Linked DNA regions of Homo sapiens: regions 2 and 3 are each linked to region 1. The links are chromatin loops, found by intact Hi-C in ENCODE. Cell type or tissue: B cell. All regions are shown on one strand.

Region 1 (8,000 bases):
GTAATCCCATCTACTCAGGAGGCTGAGGCAGGAGAATTGCTTGAATTCAAGAGGCGGAGGTTGCAGTGAGCTGAGATCGCACCACTGCACTCTAGCCTGGGGAATAGAGTGAGACTCCGTCTCAAAAAAAAAAGAAAAGTAAAAAATAAAAAACTAAATTCACTGAGACCCGCCTCTGATATTTGGGGTTCACATGGACATGAATCATCTCTCCCAGGCTGATCTGCAGGGCTCTGTAACTGCCCAGTGGGTTCACTTTGTCCCCTGCCCAGATAGAATGGATGTATCAAGACAGGAGAATTGCAACAAAGAGTTTAATTCATGCAGAGCTGGATGAACGGGAGACTGGAGTTTTATTTTAATTAATTAATTAATTAATGTATTTATCCATCTATCTTGAGTTAAGTTCTTGCTCTGTTGCCCAGGCTGGAGTGCAGTGGCAGGATGATAAGTTACTGCAGACTCCAACTCCCTGGCTCAAGTGATCCTCCCACCTCAGCCTCCTAGGTAGCGTGTGTGGCTTATGTCTGTGGTCCCGCTACTCTGGAGGCTGAGGCATGAGAATCACTTGAACCCAGGAGGTGGAGGTTGCAGCGAGCCGAGATTGTGCTACTGCACTCCAGCCTGAGTGAGACTCCTTTTTTTTTTTTTAAATAAAAAAAAGAGAGAGAGAGAGAGCAGATGGGTGCAGTGGCTCACGCCTGTAATCCCAGCACTTTGGGAGGCCGAGGTGGGCGGTTCAGAAGGTCAGGAGATCGAGACCATCCTAGCTAACACGGTGAAACCCCCTCTCTACTAAAAATAAAAATACAAAAAAAAAAAAAAAATTAGCCGGGCATGGCGGCATGCGCCTGTAGTCCCAGCTGCTGGGGAGGCCGAGGCAGGAGAATGGCATGAACCCGGGAGGCGGAGCTGGCAGTGAGCCCAGATGGCACCACTGCACTCCAGCCTGGGTGATAGAGAGAGATTCCGTCTCAAAAAAAAAAAAAAAAAAAGACACACACACACACACACACACACACACACACACACACACACACACACAATGAGATACACACAGATACATAGCCCTAGAATCAGACCCCAGGACAGACATAGCCAGACTATTTTCATTTTTTTATTTTTTTAGTATTTATTGATCATTTTTGGGTGTTTCTCGGAGAGGGGGATTTGGCAGGGTCATAGGACAATAGTGGAGGGAAGGTCAGCAGATAAACATGTGAACAAAGGTCTCTGGTTTTCCTAGGCAGAGGACCCTGCGGCCTTCCGCAGTGTTTGTGTCCCTGGGTATTTGAGATTAGGGAGTGGTGACGACTCTTAAGGAGCATGCTGCCTTCAAGCATCTGTTTAACAAAGCACATCTTGCACCGCCCTTAATCCATTTAACCCTGAGTGGACACAGCACATGTTTCAGAGAGCACGGGGTTGGGGGTAAGGTTATAGATTAACAGCATCCCAAGGCAGAAAAATTTTTCTTAGTACAGAACAAAATGGAGTCTCCTAAGACATAGCCAGACTATTATACATGGTTATAAACACAACACACGTCGGGCGTGGTGGCTCACGACTGTAATCCCAGCACTTTGGGAGGCCAAGGTGAGTGGATCACCTGAGGTCAGGAGTTCGAGACCAGCCTGGCCAACATGGTGAAACCCTGTCTCTACTAAAAATACAAAAATTAGCCGGGGGTGGTGGTGTGCGCCTGTGATCCCAGCTACTCGGGAGGCGGAGGCAGGAGAATCACTTAAACCCAGGAAGCGGAGGTTGCAGTGAGCCAAGATTGTGCCATTGCACTCCAGCCTGGGTGACAGAGCAAGACTCTGTCTCCATAAAAAACCCCAAAAAACAAAAAACACAATACAGACTTGGGTACACACATACTACATACATGCAATCAAACATACACAGAGATATGCAATGTATCTGCACAGCCCTACAGACAGACCTGGAGACACAACTCAAAAAAAAAAAAAAAAAAAAAAGCCAGCGCACAGACCCAGGGAGCTGACAACACACGGGCATACACGCTGGGTGCTTTGGACACAAAAGCCACACCGTAGGGAGTTTTTTCTCTCATTCACTCAAACACACATTGACCCAGACGCCCCCACACAAGGACACACACGGATGGACATACACACGACCGCAGTCCACAAGCCAGGGCAGACTGCCATCCCCCAAGTCCAGCGACCCTCAGATAAAGACAGACAAGCAGACTGACCCCAACATAGTCCCTTGAATTTCAGGCTGGGGGTGCTCAAGGCTGGTATGGAGGGGCTCACCCAGCATCAGATAGAAAAAGTCAGAAGCATCCAACATTTTTTTTTTGAGACAGAGTCTCGCTCTGTTGCCCAGGCTGGAATGCAGTGGCACCATCTCGGCTCACTGCAACCTCCACCTCCTGCGTTCAAGCAATTCTCCTGCCTCCAGAGTAGTTGGGATTACAGGTGCTGGCCACCATGCCTGACTAATTTTTTCACATTTTTAGTACAGACGAGGTTTTACCATGTTGGCCAGGCTGGTCTCGAACTCCTGACCTCAGGCGATCTGCCTGCCTCAGCCTCCCAGAATGCTGGGATTACAGGTGTGAGCCACTGCGCCCGGCCTTTTTTCTTTTTTTTTTTGAGATGGATTTTCACTTTTGCTGCCCAGGCTGGTGTACAATGGCGTGATCTTGGCTCACTGCAACCTCTGCCTCCCGGGTTCAAGCGATTCTTCTGCCTCAGCCTCCTGAGTAGCTGGGATTACAGGCATGTGCCACCACGGCCAGCTAACTTTTTTGTAGTTCTAGTAGAGACAGTTTTCACCACGTTAGCCAGGCTGGTCTGGAACTCCTGACCTCAGGTGATCCACCCGCCTCGGCCTCCAAAAGTGCTTGGATTACAGGCGTGAGCCACTGTGTCCAGCCGCATCCAACATCTTGGTGGTGCCGGAGTTCTGGTGACAGTGGAGTGGCTGGGGGGCATCCTGTGCCAGTCCCCAGGCCACTGGTGCTGAGAAAGGATTCCTGCTGGGGTGGGGCCATCACCCCACGTGGTGACCTTTTCCACGTCAGGGGAGCAGAGGGCTTTGGGATGGGTTCACCCACTCAGACCAGGCCTCATGGAGGAAGGGTGGGGTGGAGAAACCAAGGCCTCCGTAGCTCCTGTTAGTGATTTAAGACACAGCCCCCACCCCACACCAGGGGCGTGGCAGGTCTGGGGTGGGGTCTTGGTGGATGTACATGCGGATTATGGGTGAGGGCAGAGCCTGCATGTTTGGAGGGCAGAACGAATGGGGCAAGGCCTAAAGGAATCAAAGGGCGGCTGCAAGTCCCAGCGAAATTGGTGAGGGATGAGCATGGCTTGAAAACCTGGAGTGGGAAGAGGGTGCAGGACTCCGGAAGGGCAGAACCCAGAAAAGGGGCTAGGGGTTGAGACAGGACAAACCCTCAAAGGGGGAGAGGTGCCGAGCCTGAGGAGAGGGTGGTATGGACTAAGAAAAGCAGAAAAGTGCCAGGCGCGGTGGCTCACACCTGTAATCCCACAACTTTGGGAGGCCAAGGTGAGTGAATCACCTGAGGTCAGGAGTTCGAGACCAGCCTGACCAACATGGTGAAACCCTGTCCTTACTAATAATACAATAAAAAAAAAAAATTAGACGGGCGTGGTGGTGCATGTCTGTAATCCCAGCTACTCGGGAGCCTGAGGCAGGAGGATCACTTGAACCCGGGAGTCGGAGGTTGCAGTGAGCCGAGATCGCACCATTGCACTGCAGCCTGGACGACAAGAGCAAAACTCCGTCTCCAAAAAAAAAAAAAAAAAAAAAAGCAGAAAACAGAGTGGGGCACGAAGAGTCTCCAGGCCCTATTCCCAGGTCACTAATGATTGGGAAATGGGCGGGGCCTGGGAGAATGACAGGGAGGTGTGAGGGACTGAGGAGTGGGCAGGGTCTGGGAGGCTGATAACAGGGGAAGTGGGCGGGGCCTGGAGATAATATTGGGAGGAACTGTGGCGTGGGAAGGGCCTGGAGCGGACAGCAGGGGAAGTGGGCGGGGCCTGGGGAGAATGACAGGGAAGTGGGAGGGACTAAGGAGTTAGCAAGGGCTGGGAGACAAATAACTATGAAGTGGGCGGAGTCTAGGGAGAATGACCGTGGGGTAGGGGAACTGAGGAGTGGGCTGGGCCTGGGAGTCTGCTGGGGAAGCGGACGGTCCTCGAGAGAATGACAGGAAAGTGGGAAGGACTGAGGAGTGGGCAGAGCCTGAGAGGCAAACGGATGGGTACGAGGGCGGGGCCTGGGGAGAAGCTAGGGAGGTGGGAGGCGGATGACAGCGGAATGGGGCTTCGGTAGACTGACAGGATCAGTCGTGGAAGGGGCGGGCCCATCTTTCTCTTGAACCCGCGAGCCAAAGCCACGTTGGTGCTGGTGATCATCCAGGCTGAGCGCTGGGCATTCCCAGTCTCGGGCGATTTCTTGGCGTTACTTCCAGGCTGAGAGCCATGACTAGGCGAGCTTCGGCCGTGGGACCGAAGACCTCCCACCCTCAGCACTCTAACCTCCCCGACCCTGCCCTCGCTGTGCCTCGTTGGGAATCCGCCTCCGGGGTCTTCCGCGGTCCAGGAGCCGCACCTGCCGGGTGGAGACGCGGGGCTGGCTGGGGTGCGGGAGTAGGAGGTCTTCGGTCCAACCGCCTCCAACCCATTCCTGCTTCCGACGTTCTGTTCCCGCGCTTAATGCCCTGCCCGATCCAGTTCCGGCCTCCCATCTCCCCTTCCCGCGTCTCCACGCTCTTTCCTTCCCCGGTTCTGCCGTGAATGCTCCCAAGTCCTAGAGCACCGGAACTCCCCGCGCGCCTTGGCTCCTGGGCCCCAGCTCCGTGCAGTCCTGGACTGGGGCTCCAGGTCCACCAGGGGGCGCCCGCTGCCCAAGCTGGGTATCGCTGCGGAGAAAAGGGGCCCAGAGTGATTGTTCCTCAGGGGAGGGAGGGGGAGGTCCCCAGAGGGAAGGGCCTGAGTTTCCTCTTGGGGGATGGATCCTAGGTGGTCTGAGGGGTGAGTCCTGGGTTCCCTGGCGGGAGTGGATCTTGGGTGGTCCTCTGTGGGTACAGGGTGGAACTTGGGTGTTCTGAGGGGTAGTCCCTGGGGACTCCTCTGGGAGCGGGGCAGACCTTGGATGGTCGTAGGATTGGACCTGGACCTCTGTGTGTGTGATTGTGCATGCCCATAACGTGTGTTCTTGCGTTATGTCTATGACTAGCCATGGTGCCTGCCATGTATGTGTATCTACGATTGTGTCTTTGGGTGTCTGTCTCAGTGTGTAACCGTGTACGTGTGTGTTGTGTACCTCCATGTCTGTTTTGGTATGTGTGTGATGGTGTGTCTGTGTTGGTGTGTTCTAGTCTCGGTGTGTTTGGTTATATGCCCTGAATATATGTCTCTTGTGTCCTTGTGTGTGTCTGTTGCTAGCTTTTTTTTTTTTTTTGAGGCAGAATCTTACTCTGTCATCCAGGCTGGAGTACAGCGGCGCCATCTTGGCTCACTGCAACCTCTGCCTCCCGGGTTCAAGCGAGTCTCCCATCTCAGCCTCCTTAGTAGCTGGGACTACAGGCACTCACCACCACGCCCGGCTATTTTTTTTTTTTTTTTTTTTTTGTATTTTTGGTAGAGACAGGGTTTCACCATGTTGGCCAGGTTGGTCTCGGACTCCTGACCTCAAGTGATCTGACTGCCTTGGCATCCCAAGGTGCTGGGATTACAGGCGTGAGACACTGCACCCGGTCTGTGGCTAGCTTTGATGGTTGTTGTGTATCTATGATTGTGTGTCCAGGTGTGTGTGTGTGTGTGTGATTGTGTGTATGTCTGCATGGTGTGTCTGTATGTCTGTCTTGTTTTGTGTGATTGTATATGTCCAGAATGGGTGTGCCCTTTGTGTTCTGGTGTCTGTGTGTGTCTACTTGTGTCCCTCCCCCAGGGGAGTTGGAAAGTCCTTTCCAGGTAGTTACCCTGCTGGGATTCCCTTTCCAAAGCGGGTTGACTTCCCAGCACCGTGAGCTGCCTCTTCATGCTCTTGGAAGGGGTCGCTGGGTCTGCCCCAAGTCTGCCTGGGTCTTCCCCAACCCTGACTCCTCCTTCCACTGCCCTCAACAGGGAAACACCATTTCCTGCCTTTGATGTCACTAGGTACAAAAAGTTTCCTTCCTCCAAGTGGCTCTGGCCACTGGTTTCTTTCTGCGTGTGTGAAAGCTGGCCACGATTCTGTGCTTAATGTTAAAACAAAAAGAATAAAACAAAGCAAACAAAACGAACCCATGGAAAATGCAAGCATGCAAAATCATACACCATGAAACATCCACATCTTCTCACCCCAATACCCTCAATTTTTGCACATCTTTCTGAAATGTTTTATACAAACCTATTTCTGCTCTGAAACCCAAAGCGTGCATTCTGCACATAGCAGCCTGCACCTTGCTTTCGTTTCTTTTTTTCCTCACTTGGTTATTCTTTTAAAGGTTTTTTTTTGTTCCCCCGAGACAGAATCTCACTCTGTTGCCTAGGCTGGAGTGCAGTGGCATGATGATCTCGGCTCACTGCAGCCTCTGCCTCCTGGGTTCAAGTGATTCTCCTGCCTCAGCCTCCTGAGTAGCTGGGATTACAGGCATGCGCCACCACACCTGACTAATTTTTGTATTTTTAGTCGAGATGGGGTTTCCCCATGTTGGCCAGGCTGGTTTCGAACTCCTGACCTCGTGATCCACCTGCCTGGACCTCCCAAAGTGCAGGGATTACAGGCGTGAGCCACCATGCCCAGCCTCTTTTTTTTTTTTTTTTTTTTTGAGATGGAGTCTCACTCTGTTGTCAGGCTGGAGGGCAGTGGTGTGATCTCGGCTCACTGCAACCTCCACCTCCCCGGTTTAAGCGATTCTCCTGCCGCAGCCTCCCGAGTAGCTGGGACTACAGGGGCCCGACACCACGCCCAGCTAATTTTTGTATTTTTAGTGGAGACGGGGTTTCATTATGTTGGCCAGGATGGTCTCGATCTCTTGACTTCGTATCTGCCCGCCCCCGCCTCCCAAAGTGCTGGGATTACAGGTGTGAAGCACCGCACCCGGCCGCCTAGCCCCCTTTAAAGGTTTTGTAAACCATCTGCCCAAAAAAGCAATTACATAGAATAATCACGCCAAATTTTCAACCTAAAGTTCAAACAGGACAGAGACTCAACCTGATGGGTAAGGCCCATTTCACACTAAAAACCTTAATCTTTGAAAGAGTAGAGGAGGCAAAGTCTGAGTGCCTTGTTCTCTTAGCCCTTGGAGATCTCTGTCAAGAGATGACTCAGACATGTTTTTAATTTTTAAACCGATTCTGTGAGTAATAACCTGGCAGTTTTCCTTCTGATGACCAATGCAGTTATTTTCATCTTCAACAATTTTGCACCACATATTCCTGCCTGCCCCTTGTTTTTATTTATTTATTTTTGTTTTTTTGTTTATTTTGTTTTGTTTTGAGACTGAGTCTCTCTCTGTCACCCAGGCTGGAGTGCAGTGGCATGATCTCAGCTCACTGCAACCTCTGCCTCCCGGGTTCAAGCGATTCTCGTGCCTCAGCCTTCCGTGTAGCTGGGATTACAGGCGCCCACCACCATGCCCAGCTAATTTTTGTTGTATTTTTAGTAGAGACAAGGTTTCACCATGTTAGCCAGGCTGGCATGACCCACTGCACCTGGCCTTTTTTTTTTTTAGACAAGTCTTGCCCTGTCACCCAGGCTGGAGTGCAATGGCGTGACCTCAGCTCACTGCAACTTCCACCTTCCGGGTTTAAGGGATTCTCCTGCCTCAGACTCCCGAGTAACTGGCATTACAGGTGTGGACCACCACGCCTGGCTAATTTTTGTATTTTTAGTAGAGACGGGGTCTCACTATATTGCCCAGGCTAGTTTTGAACTCCTGAGCTCAAGTGATTCGCCCCCCTCAGCCTCCCAAAGTGCTGGGATTACAGGTGTGAGCCCCCGGCCATGCCTTC
Region 2 (8,000 bases), 240 kb after region 1:
GGGGCGGGAGCCAGCGGGCCTGGCTGAGTCACTGCTGGGTGGGGTGGGGGGTCGGGGACAGGGGAGGTGTTCGGAGCGGGGGGTCTCCAGCTGTTTTCCATCACAGCCTTGGCTGTGCGTGGGTGATCTCAGGGAACCTCTGGGTCCAAAGTGGGCTGACCCCGGAGCTCTGCCCTGGAACGATTTTCCTGTCCCCTCCTCCCAGGCGTGGCTGGCAGAAGCTGAAAGTCGAGTCCTTAGCAACCGGGGAGACAGCCTGAGCCGGCACGCCCGGCCTCCCGACCCCCCCGCTAGCGCCCCGCCAGACAGCAGCAGCAACAGCGCATCACAGGACACCAAGGAGAGGTGAGGGGTGACGTCAGAGTGGGTCTGTTCCCAGGGTCCCAGGAGGGCCTGTCTTTATCTGCCGAATTATCCCCAAACAGCTCTGAAGAGCCTCCCTCAGAAGAGAGCCAGGACACCCCCATTTACACGGAGTTTGATGAGGATTTCGAGGAGGAACCCACATCCCCCATAGGTCACTGTGTGGCCATCTACCACTTTGAAGGTGAGAACGGCCAGAGTGGGCTTGGCGGGGTATGGGAGGCAGTGTCTCTGGCTAGGTTCAGTTTAAATTCGCCTAAAGCAGGGCTGGGCGGGTGGCTCAGGCTTGTAATCCCAGCACTTTGGGAAGCTGAGGCAGGCAGATCACTTGAGGTCAAGAATTCCATACCAGCCTGGCGAACACGGTGAAACCCCATCTCTACTGAAAGTACAAAAATTAGCCAGGTGTGGTGGCGCACGCCTGTGATCCCAGCTACTCGGGAGGCTGAGGCAGGAGAATCCCTTGAACCTGGAGGCAGAGGTTGCAGGGAGCCAAGATCCGTGCCACTGCACTCCAGCCTGGGCGAGAGCGAGGCTCTGTCTCAAAAATAAAAAATAAAAATAATAAATTTTGCCTAAAGCAGATCTGGGCCCACCCCCACCCCCATCACAGGGTCCAGCGAGGGCACTATCTCTATGGCCGAGGGTGAAGACCTCAGTCTTATGGAAGAAGACAAAGGGGACGGCTGGACCCGGGTCAGGCGGAAAGAGGGAGGCGAGGGCTACGTGCCCACCTCCTACCTCCGAGTCACGCTCAATTGAACCCTGCCAGAGACGGGAAGAGGGGGGCTGTCGGCTGCTGCTTCTGGGCCACGGGGAGCCCCAGGACCTATGCACTTTATTTCTGACCCCGTGGCTTCGGCTGAGACCTGTGTAACCTGCTGCCCCCTCCACCCCCAACCCAGTCCTACCTGTCACACCGGACGGACCCGCTGTGCCTTCTACCATCGTTCCACCATTGATGTACATACTCATGTTTTACATCTTTTCTTTCTGCCGCTCGGCTCCGGCCATTTTGTTTTATACAAAAATGGGAAAAAAAAAAAAGAAATTATATAAAGTTCCTAGAGTCGGTGTCTTATTAGAGGATTTAAATACTGGGACTGGAAGTATCTAACACCACGTTTCTTACAGGCCACACAGGGAATGAGGAAGGGGAGGTGATCTTGGGCACACCTTGGGTCAACCCTGCCCCTTTCTGGAAGTTGGCCTATGTCATTGTCAGTGGGTGTCTGCTTGTGACTCAGGTAGGGAGAAGGATACCAAGTTTCTTTTTTTTTTCTTTTTGAGACAGTCTCACCCAGTTGCCCAGGCTGGAGTGCAGTGGCGTACGTGATCTCAGCTCACTGCAGACTCCATCTCCCGAGTTCAAGCAATTCTGCCTCAGCCTCCCAAGTAGCTGGGATTACAGGCACACACCATCATGCCCAGCTAATTTTTGTATTTTTTGTAGAGACAGGGTTTTGCCATGTTGGCCAGGCTGGTCTTGAACTCCTGACCTCAAGTGATCCATCTGCCTCGGCCTCCTAAAGTGCTGGGATTATGGCGTGAGCCACCGCACCTGGCCAGGACACCCAAGTTTCATCCCTTCTGAATGCACTGCAGCTTCTGAGAATGGGTAGCACTTATTGAAGACCTACTGTGTGCCAGGCATTCTCCACCTGGGGTCTCATTCCTGGCCACAATTCTTAGAAAGTACACAGCCTCAACTTTTACATTTTTTAAAAGTTTTTTATTTTTCAGTTTTTGTAGAGATGAGGTCTCACCATGTTGCCCTGGCTGGTCTTGAACTCCTGGCCTCAAGCCTTCCTTCCGCCTCGGCCTCCCAAAGTGCTGAGATTACAGGCCTGAGCTGCTGTATGGCTATGATTTTGTTAAAGGCCGACACAGAGGTGAAGTCAACTGCTAGAAATCACGGCTTTTAAGAGGTGGAGTCACATTTGAACTCTGGCCTCTGATGCCAGATCTGCAGGTCACATGTTCACCATGGTCCAGGTGACCCTGACTGCGGTCCCCACCTCTTCTGTGAGGCACAGGGCAGGATTCCACCTGAGGCGCGAGGAGCCTGGGACGACTCCTTTGGTCTCTTCTGGGGTTCGCAAAAACCTGGGGGTCCCGGGTGTGAAGAAGGGTGTCTGCGCTCTCAGCGGTCAGGCTCCAGGCGCTGCGACAGGACGCCGAGGACGCGCTGGAACTTCTCAAAGCGTTCAGCGCGCGGAGCTCCCGCGCCCCGGCTACCCCAGAGCAGCCTCCGCACGAAGCCGGTGGTCAGGGCCTCCCTCAGCTCCGGGTTAGGCCGGAATCCTGGAAGCAAGGTCAGGTGGGCTGGGGGCGGGGCCCAGGCGCCCGCCTCGCCCCTCCCAACCTCCCGGCACCTTCCTTTCCCCAGAGGACTTTGACCCAACAGGGGCCCGGGAGGGACCTGCCCCACCTGCGGGATGACTAGGCGGGGTCAGAGGGGAGGGGGCTTCCAGCTCTCTGCAGGAATGGGGGTGGGGTGCCTGAGGGGCTCTACCGCAGTGCAATGGGGTGGCCTGTTCCAGGTGCCAGATCCTGGAGGTCCCGCCTTAGGGGCTGTGCCTGGACGTGGGGCTGCCCCGAGGACGGGATCCCAGGTTGTCGGGGAAGGTGGGGGGATCTTGCCGGGTGGGCTGCCCTAGGATAGGACGGAGGAGTCGTTTTGGAGGGAGCAGGGCGTTCTTGGGGATCGAGATCCCTGGGGGACGGGATCGTCTTAGGTGGGAAGGGGGAGTGGGGACCCGCGGAGGTGGCTCTGGGGGCAGGACAGCCCGTTTTGAGGTGGACGGCCCTGTTCCTATCAATACCGCTGGATGCAGCGTTTGCTTGGGGTGAGAACCTTCCTGGAGTGGAGCCGTCCCAGTTTGGGTGGGGCTCCGGGAGGCGTGGCGAGAGGCTCCCCTCCTGGGACAGGCTGGGTTTGGGGGATCCGGTTAGAACCTGCAGGGTGCTCTGAAGTCTGCAGTCCAGCGCAGAGGGAACGCTCACCTCGCAGGCGCTGGGCTGCCACCTTGCGGAATTTGGGTGCGTCCCGGACCATGTGACGCGCCCCGTGCAGGGTGCGCAACAGCCGCTCACAGCTCTCGTCCAGCGGCCCCGCGACTTCCTCGCCCTCCAGTAGGCGAACCATGGGTGCCACGTGCGGCAGCGCCACCTCGCCGGGGTCGCAGGGTCCTGCGGAGGGGGAGGGTCTGATCAGGGTTTGGGGCTGTAGATGGGGCATAGGGCAGAGGTGGAACCTAGGACAAATGCAGGGGCGGGGCTTAGGACTGAGCGACAGCGGGGTCTGTGGAGAGGGGCCAGGACCACACGCCCCGTATGGAGGGCGGGGCCTATGGCGAAGGGGCGTAGCCTAGGGAAAGGGGCTGGGACCAAGGCTGGTGGGGGCGTGGCCTAGGAACAAGTCTCGTGTGGAGGGCGGGGCCTAGGGAAAGGGCCAGGACCAACCCTCATGTGGAGGGCGGGGCCTATGGTGAAGGGACCGGGCCTAGAACAGATGCAGGGACTGGGCATAGGACTAGATTGAGTCCTGTTAAATTTGGTCTGGGCCCCCAGGGGATGCTAAGCCCCAGACCTTCACTTACCAGCGCCCTCATCCAGAGCCCGCATCAGCGGCTTCAGCTCCTGCTCAAAGGCCAGCGCAGCCTCCGTGTGGCTCCTTCGGAGCTGGCGCCACGTGTGCTCCAACCGGGACACCTGGGAGAAGAGATCTGAGCACGCCTCCTCTCCAGTCTTCCCAGTCACCCGCACTCCAGCTTCCTCCAGTCCCTGCTCCCCACGAACCTGGGGCATGAGCAGGGCGCCCATGACTGCAGCCAGCCCGGGCAGGTCCCCCGCCGCCCCTGGCCGCAGCGCCAGCGCCAGCTCTACCAGTCCCCTCAGTGCGGCTGCGCGCTCCTCCAGCGGCCCCGAGCAGCCCAGCACCGCCAGCGCCCCGGCCAGCGCCAGTGTCTGATGCCTGCAGAGGTGGAGGGCAAGGGTCTGGGGGAAGTGGGGAGGTTTGTAATGCAGGGGTGAGGGGGGACAGGAGGTGGCATTGCCCCATCTCCCTTCTTCCCTGGGGAACCATGAGTGGGGAGCTGTTTGGAGATCTTGGGAAGTGGGGGGAATTGGCCTCCCCCAACCAAGATTACAAGCTGCTGGCTCACCTCTCCAGCAGTTCCAACCTCAAGTGGTGTCCATGGGGAAGAGTGAGCAGCTCCAGGCCAGATGAGACTCCCATGTTGCCCCGCTGATCTCTGGTCACTCCCAGGAGGCCTGTGGCCTGCAGAAGGGAATGGGGAAGTCAGGTGAAGCGTGATTATGTAGGCATGGTTGGGTCTTGCCCTGGGCCTGGGGAGGAGCATCCCAGGAGGTGACCCACCTGGCAGTCTACCAATAGCAGGTGAAGGGCGGTGCTCCCAGGATGGTGCTCCAGGAACAGGCCACGGAGGGTATGCAGGACTTGGGGTTCCAGGGGCCGATTCTGGGGGCCCAGCAGGCAGGAGGGGGCATCATGGGGGCAGAAAGAGATCTCAGCCTGTGGTCTTGTAAAACATCTATTCTCTTCCTCCTCATCCTCCTCGGCCTCCCACCATGGGGCCTCTGGCTCTGGGCAGCTTTGGCTCGGGGATGTTCCCTGGACACTGGGCACTCGGGGCACCAGCTCGCAGTACGTCGGGGGACGTTCAGAGGCATCAGGCAGTTCGAAGGAGGGTGTCCGGGGGGGCTTCGTTGGTGCCTTGGCTTGAAGCTGCCCATCGGAGGCCCTGAGACTGTCGGCAACAGTTCCCAGGGGAGCAGGGGCCTTCAGCAACACCGGGTCACTGCTCGTTCGGGGCAAGGCAGATATGGGCATGGTGGAGGCTTCTAGAGGTCATACAAGAGGGGTCAATGGGAATACACAGGGAAGATTGCTGAATGGGCGGGGGTGAGAGCTTCATCGGCTACCACCCACCTGATCCATCCACTCATTCCAATAATGGGGTATAACAACCTATCCGGGTGCAGTTTTGAATTTCAACCACCTCGACGGTAGAAATGCTACATGCTTACACATGGTTAGAAAACTTTAGCATCTCTATAGTTCTGTAAATTATTTTTTTTTAATTTTATTTTATTTTATAGAGATGGGATCTCACTGTGTTGCCCAGGCTGGTCTGGAATTCCTAGTCTCAAGCAATCCTCCCTCCTCGGCCTCCCAAACTGCTGGGATCACAGGCATGAGCCACCTTGCCTGACCCTATGAATTCTGAATACTACATTTTAAATTTGAATTCTTTGTTTTTGCCCCTCTGACTGAAAGATGGTAAGCAGTGACCCAACGAAATTAAAAATTTTTTTAAAAAAAGGATGAGCGTGGTGGCCGACGCCTGTAATCTCAGCATTTTGGGAGGCCAAGGTGAGAGGATTGCTTGAGGCTAGGGATTCCAGACCAGCCTGGGCAACATAACAAGATCTTGTTTCTACAAAAAGTTAGAAAATTAGCTGGGCATGGTGGCATGCACCTGTGGTCCCAGCTACTTGGGAGGCAGAGGTGGGAGGATCACTTGAGCCAGAGGCTGCAGTGAGGTATGACTGCACCACTGCACTCCAGCTTGGATGACAGAGTAAGACCCTGTCTCAAAAAAAAAAAAAAGATATCTATCTATCTACAATTAAGTGATATATCTCTCTATATCATATCTATAGAGATAGATATATATTATATAAATATATAATATATATTTAAATTAAGTATATGTTAAATAAAATTAACATTATTAAATGTATAATGTTGCCCTATATACTACATATAATTACATTTATATATGATAGATATTTTACTTTTTTTGTGATAATATATCTCTCCATAGACATATCTATATAAAATATATACAATTAATATAGATATCTATAGAGAGACAAAGTATAAAAAATTCACAAAGCTGCGTATGGTATGACACTCAGATAAGTGTCAAAGAAACCAAGCTTATTAAACTTTCTTTTCTTTTTTTTCTTTTTTATTTCTTCTTAAAAAAAAAGATACATGTGCAGAATGTGCAGGTTCAGTATCTGTGTGCCATGGTGGTTTGCTGCACCTACTGACCCCTCCTCTAAGTTCCCTCCCCTCATCGTAAACTTTCAAATGACGTCCTTTGTAAGTTGGTGGCATGTTGATCTCCTGGACTATTAGTACTTAAAACTGTACTAAGACTTTTGGGAGACTGTATTTACCATGCCTTTGAATAGGCTCTTTTCTAGGAACTTGAAATCATCCAACAGTGCCTGGCTCACTCTGAGTTAAGGTCCAAAGTGCTCACAGTAGCTGAAAAATCCTCACAATCTGAGCCCCAGGGTCTCTCTCTCTGACTCTCCCCTCATTCCCTCTGCTTCAGCTACACTCGTGTGTCCCTCCTTCCCTCCCTCCCTTCGTTCCTTCCTTCCTTCCTTTCTTTTCTTTCTTGACGGAGTCTCACTCTGTCACCAGGCTACAGTGCAGTGGCGCCATCTCGGCTTATTGCAACCTCTGCCTCCCGGGTTCAAGTGATTCTCCTGCTTCAGCCTCCCGAGTAGCTGGGACCACAGGCGCCACCACACCCAGCTAATTTTTGTATTTTTAGTAGACACGGGGTTTCACCATGTTGGCCAGGATGGTCTTGATCTCTTGACCTCGTGATCCGCCCGCTTTGGCCTCCCAAAGTGCTGGGATTACAGGCTTGTAATTTCTGGACTATTAGTACTTAAAACTGTACTAAGACTTTTGGGAGACTGTATTTACCATGCCTTTGAATAGGCTCAACCTGCACATTCTGCACGTGTATCTTTTTTTTTTTTTTTTTAAGAAGAAATTGAGCCATTGCACCCAGCCCTTTCTTTTCTTCTTCTTTTTTTTTTTTTTTTTAAATTTGAGTCAGGGTCTCACTCTGTGGCCCAGGCTGGAGTGCAATGGTGCGATCACGGCTCACTGCAGCCTTGACTTTCTGGGTTCAAGGAGTCCTCCTGCTTCAACCTCCCAAGTGGCTAGGACCACAGGCGTGCAACACCACACCCAGCTACCCACTCATTTTTTGGTTGAATGAACAGCTTAAATTCTTGTTCTGACCCAAGAGCCTTTGCACTGCCTCTTCCTCCTGCCTGCTTATCCCCCAGTTATCCACCTGTTCCCTCCCTCATTTCCTTCAATTTTATTTTTTTCTGCAATGGGGCCTTTCCTGACTACCACTTAAAATTGCTTGCTTGGGTACAATGGCTCACGCCTGTAATCCCAGCACTTTGGGAGGTTGAGGTGGGTGGATCACCTGAGGTCAGGAGTTCGAGACCAGCCTGACCAACATGGGGAAACCCCATCTCCACTAAAAATACAAAATTAGCAGGGCGTGGTGCACATGCCTGTAATCCCAGCTACTCGGGAGGCTGAGGCAGGAGAATCACTTGAACCCAGGAGGTGGAGGTTGCAGTGAGCCGGTATCACGCCATTGCACTCCATCCTGGGCAACAAGAGCAAAACTCTATCTCAAAAATAAATAAATAAATAGAAATAAAATAAAATTGCAATATACATCTCCATCTTTATAGTCTCTATCTCCCTTACTCTGTTTTTTTTGTTTTGTTTTGTTTTTGTTTTTTCGGTTTTTTTGAGACAGTCTCACTCTGTCCCA
Region 3 (8,000 bases), 120 kb after region 1:
TTCTTATCCTTAGTAACCTCAAATTTTAGTGAAAACCTAGGAAGAAAGAAATCCTGAGCTACCTATCAGATATTAGCATTTTATAATGAGAACTCTTCCATAATTTTTAGAAACATATTTCCCCATATCATAACCCTTCCTTAATTAGAAATGACCCAGACATCTAATAAGCATAATTTTAAATATTATTCTTAAACATAATTTTAAGATTTTAAGTTACACAATAAGTTCACCTGCAGCACTTAACCCATTTACACTTTATTTTTAGCAGTTTATATAGATTATTTACACATTATTTTCTTGTTAACCCTTTTATAACTTGTGAATATCAGATGTTCACCTAAATAAGAACCTTAAAGTTAACTGCATGGGCATTTTCACCAATAACTCAGTAGACTCAGGTGTTTTCATTAAACCAATAACATTAAATAGTCTTACTTATATAAAAAAAAACACAAAAAGATCATTTTGTTTTGGCTGGGTTTATGGTTTGATAACCTTCTATGCCAAACCCTGATACCTCAAAATATCTAGAAGAGACAAATATGAAACCCAGAGAAAAATGTATGCTGACAATTCTGAAGACATTTCTATTCCTATTTTACCAATAATTTAAAAACCACCTTGTTGGCCAGGTACAGTGGCTCATGCCTGTAATCCCAGCACTTTGGGAGGCTGAGGCAGGTGGATCACTTGAGGTCAAGAGCTCAAGATCAGCCTGACCAACATGGAGAAACTCCATCTCTACTAAAAAAAAATACATAAATTAGCCAGGCATAATTGCACACAACTGCAGTCCCAGCCACTCAGGAGGCTGAGACTTGAGAATCGCTTGAACCCAGGAGGTGGAGGTGGCAGTGAGTGGAGATCATGCCACTGCACTCCAGCCTGGGCGACAGAATGAGACTCTATTTCAAAAAAAAAAAAAAAAAAAGCTTGCTCATTAAAGACTTACTTAAGTCATATAAACTTGAAAAATACTTTGGACTTAATTAATGAGCACTCTTTTATTTATAAGCCAAATTGGTAGGCATAACATATAACAATAAATATACATACATATACACACATCTAAATATGTACTCACACACAGAAACAAAGATCCAATAGCTTTTACTTTGGAATTCTAGTTGGGAGGCTGAGGCAGGCAGATCACCTGAGGTCAAGAGTTTGAGACCAGCCTGGCCAACACGGTGAAACTCCATCTCTACTAAAAATACAAAAATTAGCCAGGTGTGGTGTCAGGCGCCTGTAGTCCCAGCCACTTGGGAGGCTGAGGCAGGAGAATTGCTTGAACCTGGGAGGTGGAGATCGCAGTGAGCCAAGATTATGCCACTGCACTCCAGGCTGGGCGACAGAGCAAGACTCCATCTCAAAAAAAAAAAAAAAAAAGGAATTCTAGTCATGAGATAGTAATACAAACTCACCTATCTATGAACGTGTTCACATGGCTGCATTTTGTCTGCTCTGATAGGTAATCCCATGAAGACTGTTGTATTCGTCTGTCCTCACACGGCTATAAAGATATTGCCTGAGACTGTGTAATTTACAAAGAAAGGGGGTTTAATTGACTCACAGTTCCACATGGCTGGGAGGCCTCAGGAAACTTACAATCATGGTGGAAGGCGAATGGGAAGCCAGGCATGTCTTACATGGCAGCAGGAGAAGAAACAGAGACAGAGAGAGAGACAGAGAGACAGGGGGAACTGCCACTTTTAAAACCATCAGATCCTGTCATGAGAACAGCATGGGGGCAACTGCCCCCATGATCCAATCACCTCCCTCTAGGTCCCTCCCTTGACATGGGGGGATTACAATTCGAGATGAGATTATGGTGGGGACACAGAGCCAAAACATATCAGCTGTGAGCCAAAATTTCGGGTAAAGTAGTTTCCACGGCAGTTTGATTTTTTTTTTTTTTAAGACGGGAGTCTCGCACTGTCGCCCAGGCTGGAGTTCAGTGGCGCGATCTCGGCTCACTGAGAGCTCCGCCTCCTGGGTTCACACCATTCTCCTGCCTCAGCCTCCCGAGTAGCTGGGACTACAGGCGCCCACCACCACGCCAGGCCAATTTTTTGTATTTTTAGTAGAGATGGGGTTTCACCATGTTAGCCAGGATGGTCTCGATCTCCTGACCTCGTGATCCGCCCACCTCAGCCTCCCAAAGTGCTGGGATTGCAGGCGTGAGCCACTGCGCCCGGCCCGGCAGTTTGATTTTTAGAAGTCAAACCTTTAAACATTGGGGTCAAACAGAAGAACATCACGTATTAACCAGGCTGAACCCTGCTTAGAACAGCAGCCCAGGCTGGGCGCAGTGGCTCACGCCTGTAATCCCAGCACTCTGGGAGGCCGAGGCGGGCCGAACACGAAGTCAGGAGATTGAGACTATCCTGGCTAACATGGTGAAACCCCATCTCTACTAAAAAAATACAAAATAATTAGCCAGGTGTGTTGGCGAACGCCTGTAATCCCAGCTACTCAGGAGGCTAAGGCAGGAGAATGGCATGAACCTGGGAGGTGGAGCTTGAGGTGAGCCGAGATCGCACCACTGCACTCCAGCCTGGGCGACAGAGCAAGACTCCGTCTCAAAAACAAACAAACAAACAAACAAACAAACAAAACAAAACAAAACAAAACATAACAAAAAAGAACAGCAGCCTAAAAGCCTGGGTACATGGAACTCCATCCCACATGATCCGCCTGCCTTGGTCTCCCAAAGTGCTGGGATTACAGGTGTGAGCCCCCACACCCAGCCTTGGTGATGATTTTTTGGATTTGACACCAAAAGCACAGAGAACAAAAGCAAAAATAAGTGGAATTGCAACAGACTAAAGAGCTTCTGCCAAGCAAAGGAAGCAATCAAGGAAATTAAAAGGCAACGTATGGATGGAGAGAAAATATTTGTAAGCCATATATCTGATAAGGGGTTGAGATCTCTAAAATATATAAAGAGCTCATATAACTCAACAGCAACATAACAAATAGCTCAATTTAAAAATGGGCGAATGATCTTAATAGGCATTCCTCAAAAGAAGACACACGAATGGCTAACAGGTGTGTGAAAACATGCCCAACGTCATTAATCATCAGGGAAATGCAAATTAAAACCACAGCGAGATATGACTGTGGTGATAATTTTAGCATATAGGTGTATCAAAGCATCACATTTCCTTCCTTCTTTCTTTCTTTCTTTCTTTCTTTCTTTCTTTCTTTCTTTCTTTCTTTCTTTCTTTCTTTCTTTCTTTCTTTCTTTTTCTTTCCTTTTTTTGAGACGGAGTCTCGCTCTGTTGCCCAGGCTGGAGTGCAGTGGCACGATCTCGGCTCGCTGCAACCTCTGCCTCCTGGGTTCACGCCATTCTCCTGCCTCAGCCTCCCAAGCAGCTAGGACTACATGCGCCCGCCACCACACCCGGCTAATTTTTCGTATTTTTAGTAAAGACAGGGTTTCACCATGTTAGCCAGGATGGTCTCGATCTCCTGACCTCGTGATCCACCCGCCTCGGCCTCCCAAAGTGCTGGGATTACAGGCGTGAGCCACTATGCCCGGCAAAGCATCACATTCTCACCTTAAATATACACAGCTTTTATTTGCCAGTGATGCCTAAATAAAACTGGATAAAATATGGGAAATAATAAGATTTGGCAGAATGAGAAACAACAGAAATTCTCACATTTGGCTGGTGGAGATAATTTCTTTCTTTCTCTTTCTTTCTTTCTTTCTTTCTTTCTTTCTTTCTTTCTTTCTTTCTTTCTCTTTCTTTCTTTCTTTCTTTCTTTTCTTTCTTTCTTTTTTTGTGGAGACAGGATCTTGCTCTGTTGCCCAGGTGGAGATATTTTTTTTTTCTGTGGAGACAGGGTCTTGCTCTGTTGCCCAGGCTAGAGTGGAGTGGCACCATCATAGCTCACTGCAGCCTCGAACTCCCAGGCTCAAGCCATCCTCCCTCCTCAGCCTCCTGAGCAGCTAGGACTACAAGCCCATGCCACCATGCCAGGCTATTTTTTTTTGTAATTTTTCATAGAGATGAGGTTTTGCCATGTTGCCCAGGCTGGTCTTGAACTCCTGGCCTCAAGTGATCTGCCTGCCTCGGCCTCCCAAAGTATTGGAATTACAGGCGTGAGCCATCGCATCCAGCCATGATTTTCTTAATAAGAGTTTCTTTCCTCTAGCTTACTTTATTGTAAGAATACAGTGTATAATACATGTAACATACAAAGTATGTGATAATCCACAGCTTATGTTATCAGCAAGTCTTCTGGTTAACAGTCTGCTGAGTTAGGCTTTGGGGGAGTCAAAAGTTATATGTGGCCGTTTGACTGCTCAGGGGTTGGTGCACCTAAGACCCCACATTGTTCAAACGTCAACTGTCTATGGAAGAAAACGTTTACGAAACATCTCACTTTGACTGTTGTATGAAGAATGGCCTGTAGGGGGAGCCAGTGGATACAGGGAGACCGAGTAGGAGGCTTTTTGCAGACAAGAGACTTAAAGTGTTAGACTCTGATAGATTAAATATGTAAATTAAAATTTCTAAAAGTATAGGAATAAAATGTATAATTTCTGAACTCAGAAGAAAAACGGGAATAAGACAAAAATCCGAAACAAGGCAAGGAAGGAGAGAAACAGAAATACGGAAGAGGCAAATAATTCCTCCAAAAAATTCAAAATGTATGAAGAATTGCAATTAATGCAGATGGTCCAAATCTGTGCTACTCAATACCATGCTATTCCATGTCAATAGCCATATGTTACTATATGGCACTTGGAATGTGGATCTGAACTGAAATGTCCTGTTGTGGCCAGGCGCGGCGGCTCACGCCTGTCATCCCAGCATTTTGAGGGGCCGAGGCAGGTGGACTACTTGAGGTCTGGAGTTTGAGACCAGCCTGGCCAACATAGTGAAACGCGGTCTCTACTAAAAATACAAAAATTAGCCAGGGTATGTAGGGACCAGCCCCACAGGGTCGGTGGGTTTTTCTCCCTGTGTGTGTGAGGAGATGAGAGATCGTAGAAATAAAGACACAAGACAAAGAGATAAAAGAAGACAGCTGGGCCCGGGGAACCACTGCCACCAAGACGCAGAGACCGGTAGTGGCCCCGAATGCCAGGCTGCACTGTTATTTATTGGATACAAGACAAGGAGGCAGGGTAAGAAGCGTGAGCCATCTCCAATGATAGGTAAGGTCACATGAGTCACGTGTCCACTGGACAGGGGGCCCTTCCCTGTTTGGCAGCCGAGGCGGAGAGAGAGAGAGAGGAGACAGCTTACGCCATTATTTCTGCATATCATATCAGAGACTTTTAGTACTTTCACTAATTTTGCTACTGCTATCTAGAAGGCAGAGCCAGGTGTACAGTATGGAACATGAAAGCGGACCAGGAGTGTGACTGCTGAAGCACAGCATCACAGGGAGACAGTTAGGCCTCCGGATAACTGCGGGCGAGCCTGACTAATGTCAGGTCCTCCACAAGAGGTGGAGGAGCAGAGTCTTCTCTAAACTCCTGGCCTCGAGTCTGCTAAGTAGCCCGTGTTTTCCCTTGGCACTGACGCTACCGCTAGACCACGGGCCACTTGGCAACGGGCGTCTTCCCAGATGCTGGCGTTACCCCTAGACCAAGGAGCCCTCTAGTGGCCCTGTCCGGGCGTGACAGAGGGCTCGCACTCTTATCTACTGGTCACTTCTCACCATGTCCCTTCAGCTCCTATCTCTGTATGGCCTGGTTTTTCCTAGGTTATGATTGTAGAGCAAGGATTATTATAATATTGGAATAAAGAGTAATTGCTACAAACTAATAATTAATGATATTCATATATAATCATATCCATGATCTATGTCTAGTATAAGTATTCTTATTTTATGTATTTTCTTTATTATACTGGAACAGCTCGTGCCCTCGGTCTCTTGCCTCGGCACCTGTGTGGCTTGCTGCCCACAGGGTGTGGTGGCGGGCACCTGTAATACCAGCTACTTGGGAGGCTGAGGCAGGAGAATCTCTTGAACCTGGGAGGTGGAGGTTGCAGTGAGCTGAGATCGAGTCACTGCACTCCAGCCTGGATGACAGAGGGAGACTCCATCTCAAACAAACATACAAACAAACAACAACAACAAACAAACAAAGAAACACATTAAGAAATGCTTAGTGGCCCGGCATGGTGGCTCATGACTGTAATCCCAGCACTTTGGGAGGCTGAGGCAGGTGGATCACTTGAGGTCAGGAGTTTGAGACAAGCCTGACCAACATGGTGAAACCCCGTCTCTACTAAAAATATGAAATTAGCCTGGCGTGGTGGCAGGTGCCTGTAATCCCAGCTACTCGGGAGGCTGAGGCAGGAGAATCGCTTGAACCCAGGAGGCGGAGTTTGCAGTGAGCCGAGATGGCACCATTGCACTCCATCCTGGGCAACAGAGCAAGACTTCATCTCAAAAAAAAAAAAAAAAAAAAAAAAAAAGAAACACTTAAGGATCTGGTAGGAATGTAAATTGTGCAGCTGCTATGGAAAACAGTATGGCACTTCCTCCAAACATTAGAATAGAATTACTATGATCCAGCAATTCTACTTCTATGTACATACCCAACAGAATTGAGAGCAGGGATGAGAACAGATATTGTTACGTCTGTGGCCATAGGAGTAGTATTCACAGTAACCAAGATACAGAAGCAACCCCAGTGTCTACTGATGGATGAATGCATAAACAAAATGTGGTATATCCATATAATGGAATATTATTCCGCCCTGAAGAAGAATGAAGTTTTAATATATCCTACAACATGGATGAAACTTGAAGACATTATTCTAAATGAAATGAGCCAGCTGCAAAAGGGCAAATACTGTTATGATTCCACTTATATGAGGAAATGATGGAGCAAATTTATAGAGACAGAAAGGAGAAAGGTGGGTGTCAGGGGCTGGGGAGGAGGGAATGGCGAGTGAGTGTGAGTGTTTAATGAGCACAGAGTTTCAGTTTTGCAAGATGAAAAACTTTCTGGAGATGGACGGTGGTAATGGTTGCACAACAATGTGAATATACTTCATATCAGTGAAGAGTACACTTAAAATTGTTAAAATGGTAAATTTTTGTATTTTTAGAAGAGACGGGGTTTCGCCATGTTGGCCAGGCTGGTCTCGAACTTCTGACCTCAGGCGATCCACCCACATTGGCCTCCCAAAGTGCTGGGATTACAGGTAAATTTTATGTTATACATGTTACCATAATTAAAAATAGATGCATTTTTAAATGCTTAGGGAATATTTCCAAAGCTTGGCCTTATACTGAGTGATAAATCACATCGCTATCAAAGGAATTGATATCATATACTCTCTCTAAGTTACTCATGGAGGATCAGAGGAGGAATAAAAATGTAATTAGGACAGTATCTAGTTTCTTAATTTATTTTTATTTTTAATTTTTATTTTTTTGAGAGAGTCTCGCTATGTGGCCCAGGCTGGAGTGCAATGGTGTGATCTCGGCTCACTGCAGCCTCCACCTCCCGGGTTTAAGTAATTCTCCTGCCTCAGCCTCCTGAGTAGCTGGGATTACAGGCACGCACCACCATGCCTGAATAGTTTTTGTATTTTTAGTAGAGACAGGGATTCTCCATTTTGGCCAGGCTGGTCTCGAACTCCTGACCTCAGGTGACTCCCCTGCCTTGGCCTCTCAAAGTGCTGGGATTACAGGCGTGAGCCACCGCATCCAGCTTGGAATCTTAATTTAAATGAAGCAGAGCCTTTCAGACTCTTTAAATAGGCAAAAAATGTGCCTGTGTTTATCATCGAATTCAGTGGTTCTCAACTGGGGTGATTCTGTCCTTCCAGGAAACATTTGGCAACATCTGGAGACATTTTTGGTTGTTACAACTGGGGGTGATCCTGGCATGGAGGCAGGATCCTGAGACACTCCTCAGCACCTTGCAGTGCCCAGATGGCTCCACCCAAGAGGACAATCTGGCTCCAAATATCCACAGAGCTGAGGCTTAGAAATCAAAACTGACAAGTATTTGC

Evidence for each region. Hi-C counts contacts between places; a loop is a spot of excess contacts. Peaks named below come from ENCODE experiments on the same cell type or tissue, not always from the same donor. Only the 100,000 strongest peaks of a DNase experiment are listed, where the experiment ranks them.
Region 2: a loop joins it to region 1, with 10 times the contacts of the local background. A loop is called at or near these places in 19 of 110 quality-filtered maps.
Region 3: it touches region 1 in a loop (28-fold over the local background); 86 of 110 quality-filtered maps call a loop at or near these places.

What each region holds. Positions count from the first base shown.
Region 1 is chr19:6,512,162-6,520,161 of GRCh38, forward strand. No RefSeq gene overlaps it. Among named protein-coding and RNA genes, the nearest start is that of TUBB4A, 14 kb to the left of the region's middle. RefSeq lists enhancers at 3,971-4,511, 5,853-5,902, 5,953-6,082 and a silencer at 4,373-4,542. In B cell, CTCF peaks have their summits at 4,890 (motif pointing right) and 5,092; DNase peaks (open chromatin) are centred at 3,150, 4,170, 4,900 and 6,250; H3K4me3 peaks cover 2,073 bases; H3K27ac peaks cover 1,480 bases.
Region 2 is chr19:6,750,087-6,758,086 of GRCh38, forward strand. It overlaps TRIP10 (thyroid hormone receptor interactor 10), which reads left to right. Exons shown (of 15, transcript NM_001288962.2): 13 at 206-345; 14 at 426-547; 15 at 977-1,444. The coding sequence ends at 1,125. It overlaps SH2D3A (SH2 domain containing 3A), which reads right to left. Exons shown (of 10, transcript NM_005490.3): 5 at 4,745-5,229; 6 at 4,530-4,645; 7 at 4,165-4,339; 8 at 3,966-4,077; 9 at 3,370-3,555; 10 at 2,074-2,667. The coding sequence ends at 2,507. Among named protein-coding and RNA genes, the nearest start is that of SH2D3A, 13 kb to the right of the region's middle. RefSeq lists silencers at 3,314-3,493, 3,664-3,873. In B cell, a CTCF peak has its summit at 3,401 (motif pointing left); DNase peaks (open chromatin) are centred at 3,465 and 3,595; H3K4me3 peaks cover 762 bases.
Region 3 is chr19:6,627,785-6,635,784 of GRCh38, forward strand. No RefSeq gene overlaps it. Among named protein-coding and RNA genes, the nearest start is that of TNFSF14, 38 kb to the right of the region's middle. RefSeq lists an enhancer at 3,368-3,869. In B cell, CTCF peaks have their summits at 4,429 (motif pointing right), 4,632, 5,619 (motif pointing left) and 5,819; DNase peaks (open chromatin) are centred at 3,067, 4,417 and 5,597.